Regions from separate parts of the Homo sapiens genome. Here region 2 is linked to region 1. A link is an interaction called in ENCODE POLR2A ChIA-PET data of the cell type or tissue named here. Cell type or tissue: Panc1. All regions are shown on one strand. Links, peaks and the distances in the headings refer to the core of each region. The heading gives the core; the rest is flanking DNA.

Region 1 (2,906 bases), core at 169-2,668:
GCCATCTCTATGGTCCCAGCCTTCGGTTTTGCTCTGTTTGGGGCGTTTCAGAGAGCTGGACTGTCCCAGGCCCCTTGGGAATTGGAAGCAAGTCCTAGAACTTTCTGGAACACAGAGAGTGGTCTGTTGGGCCTTCCTTTGCTTCCTCAGTTCCCACCCTCCTCCTCCACTCCTTTCTAGGACTTTCCTTCCTCCACCCCTGGATCCTCCAATGTTAACGGAGCAGGGGTCAGGAAATAGCCCGTGGGTGGGATCTGGTTCACCGCCTGGTTTTATACATACCAGGAGCTAGGAATATGTTTTAAAAATCAAAAGAATGGCTGGGCGTGGTGTCTCATGCCTGTAATCCCAGCACTTTGGGAGGCTGAGGCGGGTGGATCAAGAGGTCAGGAGATCGAGACCATCCTGGCTAACACAGAGAAAGCCCCTCTCTACTAAAAATACAGAAATTAGCTGGGCGTGGTGGCGGGCACCTGTAGTCCCAGCTACTTGGGAGGCTGAGGCAGGAAAGTGGCGTGAATCCGGGAGGCGGAGGTTGCAGTGAGCCGAGATTGCACCACTGCACTCCAGCCTGGGCGACAGAGCAAGACTCTGTCTCTAAAAAAGAAAAGAAAAAAAAATCAAAAGAACATTTCGTGTTGCATGAAGATTCTATGAAATTCAAATTTCAGGGCCCATAAATAGCTTCGTTGGGGCGCAGCCACACTTGTTTGTTTACGTATGGTCTGTGGCTGCCTTCACCATGGATAAGAGACTGGAATAGCTGCTGTGGTCTGTATTTTCTATCTTTACAGAAAATGCTTGATGAGCTCTGAGTAAGGCCTGACCATGTTCCTGAGAGCTCCGTAGTGGACCTGATGGGAAAGTAGTGGATGGCATTGGTGGTGGCTGAGCCAGCAGGGTGCCTGCTCAGAGAGCCGGTTATTAATGGAGTGCTAACCAGTCACTCTAGATGAGAAATACACAGATCACATTTAAACACAGGGAAAGCTGTTTACAGGAAAATGATAAAATAGCAGAACGTAAAGTTATGGGTATACTGTGCTTACGTTGTCATAAAAATGTGTACATATGGATAGAGAGGAAGGTGTCCCACGTGGAGAAATGAAAAGGTGCCTTAGGGGGCAGGTTGGGAGTAAGAGCAGTTTTTCTTTCTATTCTATTTTTCTGTTTAAATTTTCCTATAATGTTCTTATAATAAGTGTTGATGAGCACTCGCAGCCACCAGGGGAAGCAGCTACCCAGGCAGAAGGCTATTCTGGGTCTCAGGTGGGCTTTAGGGAGAGGGACCCTGAGCTCTGGACCAGGGTTAGGAGGAGGTGCCCCGGGCATGTGGAGGCTGGCAGCCCTCGCTCCTGTGAACTGGCGGCTGGGGCTGCATCTCGCCCACGTCGCTGTCATGTGCGGGGCCCACGTTGTGAGTTGTGTGTCTGCTCACTATTGTGCTGTAGCCTCTGGAAGTTGCTTAGGAGCTTGGGATTTCGTGGAGAGGTGGGAGTTAGTTGCTTCTGTCCAAAGAGGTCGGCCAATGGGGGCCATTCTGAGTTCAGAAACCGCTGGCTTGGAGCCCGATGGACCCAGCCAGGCCCAGCTCTGCTGTTGACCAGTTATGTGCTCTGGGACTCAGGTTAAGTCTGTGGGTGGCAAAACTGGCACCTCCCATCCCATCTTCCCTCCATCCCCTCCCCCCACCCCCATGTCTCACTCTGAGCCTTAGGGAGTTGGTGCCACCTAGCTACGCTCACTGACACGCATCTCATGCTGTGCTAGGATGTTGTCCCCATGTTAGTGTGCCCTCTCCAGGGAGACTGCCAGCCCTCGTGGGTGTGCATCTTCTGCTTCTGCATCCTTGGTCACTGCCAGCAGAGGTCTGGGCACATGGTGGTGGACAGTGGCTATTAACTGTGGTTGTGCTGGAATGGAGGAGGCCTGGTGTCTGGTCTTGGAGTCAAGAATGCATGTGCTTAAGGATTCCAAGATCACACGGAGGAGGGTATGATTAGCTCTGGGAAGCGGGGAGGCAGGAAGGAGGGCAAGAGACCTCGACCTGTTCTTGGGAAGGAAAGAGCAGGTGAGGGTGGGGTACTGTTCCAAGCACGGGAAACAGAGCCCCAGGAGGTGGCCATGGCCTGGGGCTGGGGCTGGGGCTGGGAGGCGGTTGCTCCAGCATGCAGTCACTGAGCCCTCCTGTATGCACTGCTGCAGGTGCTGGGAGACCGTGAAGTGCAAAGCAGATGGAGTCCAGGCCCTCGGGGAGACAGCACGCCAGTGAGGGAGATGGAGACCAATCACCCACCCAGTGTGCGGTAAGTCAGACGGTGACAAGCTCTGAAGACAAGGAAAGCAGGGAGGAAGGGGCGGGCTATGCCCCTTGCTCTTTCATGTGGGGAGCCAGAGGGAGCCAGAGGATGTGGGGATCGACCACGTGGTTAGGGGAGGAAAGCATGTTTCAGGCGGAGGGTGGGCAAGCGCAAAGGCCCTGTGGCAGGCGCGTCTGTGAGTGGTCAGAGCAGAGTGAGGGGTGGGAGATGGGGCTGGGTCAGTGGAGTGGGTGTGTACATGCAGGTCTGCAGACCCAGGTAAAGAGTCTGGATTTCATTTCTAAGGGGATGAGAAGCTCGGGAAGGTCTGACCAGCCTTACGTCTTGAAAGGGAATCCCCTGCTTCTGCGTGTCAGGTGTTACTCGGGGTGCGCCAGTGGAAGCGGGAGGCAGTTGCAGCTTTCAGGTGAGAAATGATGGCAACTCGCACGGTGGGGGAAGAGGGGCCACTGTGGAGGTGGCTTGCGGGGCCTGTCATCTGCTGTTTCCTAGCTCAGTGTACAGGGCCCCCACGCACCCCTGCCAGGTCGGAAATCCAGGTACTGCCAGCCTCTGCCGTTCTACGTGTGGCCAGGCGGGGGAGCT
Region 2 (2,906 bases), core at 163-2,662, 180 kb after region 1:
AAGGAAATCATGCAATATGAGGCCTTTTGCATCTGGCTTCCTTTACCAAGCACAGTGTTTTCATGCACCGCCAATGCTGCGTGTGTATCTGTACTGCATGCCTGTAGATGGCGGAATAATATTCCAATGTATGGATAGACCACATTTTGTTTATCCATTCATCTGTTGATGAACATTTGGGCTGTTTTCACTTTTGGCTATTCTGAACAATGCTGCGAGGAACAAGTTTTTTTTGTACAAGCGTGCAAGTTTTTTGTGGATGTATGTTTTCATTTCTCTTAGGCAAATAGAGAGACACAATTTTACTTTTTATTTATTTTATTTTTTATTTTTTTAGAGACAAGGTCTTGCTCTGTTGCCCAGGCTGAAGTGCAGTGGCGCCATCATAGCTCACTGTAGCCTGCAACTCTATGGATTACATGTTCCTCCTGCCTCAGCCTCTTGAGTTGCTGGGACTACAGGCATACCCCATCATTCCTGGATAATTTTTAAATGTTTAGTAGAGATGAGTTCTCACTAGATTGCCCAAATTCGTCTTGAACTCCTGGGCTTAAGTGATCCTCCCAAGTTAGCCTTATAAAGTGCTGGGATTAGAGGCATGAACCACTGCACCCAGCCACAGTTTTAAATAGGGTGGTCAGAGAAGGTCTCATGAGAAGGTGACATCTGAGCAAAGACTTGAAGAAAATAAGGGCAGAAGCCACACGAAAACCCCAGCAGGACAGCAGGTGCAAGGGAACAGCAAGTGCAAGGATGCTTCCACCAAGGGGCTGGAAAATGAAAGGCTTGACTTCACCAGCTGCCTCCCAACCAGGGGGCCCAGTGAGTTTAGGCCTCACTGGCCCTTTCTGGCTGAGGGGCAGCCTGCTGCGAGGGGTTTCCCTTTCTGAATAAAGAGTCAAAGTCCCAAGACAGATGATTTTTGACCCATGCATCTTCTTCCTGCCTGGAAAGCAGATGTGATTCCTGGAGATGGGGCAGCTGTTCTGTGGCCATGAGGTTGAAATCCATGTGCTAAAGACAGTAGAGCAGAAGAAGACTGGGACCTTGATGGCATTCTTGAGCTACCGCCTGAACCTTGGATCTCCTGCACCTGAACTTTGCTCTGTGACACAAAGAAGACCCTTTCTTATCTAAGCCACTCTTATCTAAGCCACCGCTTGTCACGTTTTATGTTGTTTGCAGCCAAATGCATTCCTCATTGATGGAATGTCCAACATTGTCCCCAAGTCCCCCAGATAGATCCCTGGGGGCTCTTGACAGACAGACAGCAGGCAAGCCTGGGACACACGCTGCCCCCTTCTGCTTTCCTGTCCCTCCATCGTGTTAAGCTGGTCTCTCAGGTGGGCATCAGGATTCAGCTATCCCAGGCTGACCCTGAGGTCCACCATGACTGTGCTGCAGCCACCACCACTGGCCGCTTCATGGCATGTTTCCAGCACAACTCTCTGACCTGGCTCCCCCGGTTCCCCAGACGCGTTCCCCACGGAGTCCCAGCGTGTATGCATGGGGTCACGGTGCTCCACGCTCTCAACCGTTGGTTGCAGGTTCCCGTCCAGCCTCTCAAGCTGGCTGCTCCCCTTTCTCAGTTGTCCCCTGTGCCTCTTGTACCCTAACTTCAGTGTTAGAGCACCTTTCAGGGGGAATGGCGTAAAAAAGCCTTCCTTTCCAGTAGACAGAGTGCCCTGGCCAGCAGAGGCCAAACACATTCCCATTCAGCTTTGTTTCATGCTGGATCTGGCCCCAGGCCTGCACCTGGCCCTGGCAGTGGGCGCACGTTAGGTGGGATTGCTGAAGACAATGGGTGACTGAGGCAGTTACAGGTGTCAGCCCCAGATGAGGCTCCCCAACCTGTACCCTTTACCCTGGAGCTGGCCCCATCTCTCACAGCCCAGTGGTGTACTACCTTAGGTAAGCACCAGTTGCGCCTCACTCTAATGAAAATAATAAAAGCTCAAATGACCAGCACTGTCCTACTGCTTTATACGCATGACCTCAGGTAATGAGAATTAGCCCACATCCATTCATTCCACAAATATTTATGGAGTGCCTACTGTATGCCAGGGATTCTTCCAGGCACTGGGGAGACATTTAAAAAACAATAACAACAACAACAAAAATCTGCGTCTTGTCGGAACTTCCATATACACTTCCACTGGCTACTTCATGGAAACATCTGGAACATCTGATTTTTCTAGTCTTCCCATTACTAAATGTGGCACAAGAACGTAGTCTAAAGGATGTACTTCACCATGCAAAAGCTCTTGTCATTTCAGAAAAGGAAGGAGAATTAAGTAAAATGTACTTCAAGAAAGTCAGTTAAGAATTTTTCCAGTTAATGAAAATTTAAAATGATTGGCTTTCATCTTGCTGTTTTCCAGGGTCCCACTATTAAGAACTCACTCATCCTGTTGTTATTAAGGGTGAAACCCAGACATTTCCTTATGTAAAAGCCAATTAAAATAAATTAAATGCAAATACTGTTTCATTGTCATGTCAGTTTTGAGAACCGGATCAATCAGAGGTTGTGGAAATGCCAAAGTTGTTAAGGCTGTGGTTACCATGACAACAGCTCTATTGTGTAAGTGGTCTGTTATTTGGGAATTCTTCCTTAGGTCAGGCTAACAGTGATGTCATTTCTCAGGGAAGGGGACGGAGTTCTCTGGAGTCAGGTCTGGGGCCAGGAGACCTGGTGAGCAAAAACTGGGGTTCAGCCAGAACTACCAGTTTTGTGACCATGGGAGACAGTCCCTTCCCCTTTTGCCTCAGTTTCCTCGCTTTGGGGATAGCCATTGCACAGCTGTGAGTATATTGTGGCCATTCAGCACTTCTCAAAAGTTGCTGCTCTGCTAAAAAATTTTGGGGATTCCTGATTTGCCGGCTGGTTTTCAGCCTATGTTTTGGGG

What was found. ChIA-PET counts read pairs that join two places held together with the same protein. Peaks named below come from ENCODE experiments on the same cell type or tissue, not always from the same donor. Only the 100,000 strongest peaks of a DNase experiment are listed, where the experiment ranks them.
Region 2: POLR2A ChIA-PET joins it to region 1 with 6 read pairs; 4 of 35 experiments call an interaction of 5 or more read pairs at or near these places.

Annotation. Positions count from the first base shown.
Region 1 is chr2:10,139,649-10,142,554 of GRCh38, forward strand. It overlaps a transcript of RRM2 not described here. Among named protein-coding and RNA genes, the nearest start is that of RRM2, 18 kb to the left of the region's middle. In Panc1, for the core only: a CTCF peak has its summit at 1,714; no DNase peak of the experiment used is centred there.
Region 2 is chr2:10,321,705-10,324,610 of GRCh38, forward strand. The region is part of intron 1 of HPCAL1 (hippocalcin like 1); the gene reads left to right. Among named protein-coding and RNA genes, the nearest start is that of HPCAL1, 20 kb to the left of the region's middle. In Panc1, for the core only: no CTCF peak of the experiment used is centred there; no DNase peak of the experiment used is centred there; H3K27ac peaks cover 1,138 bases.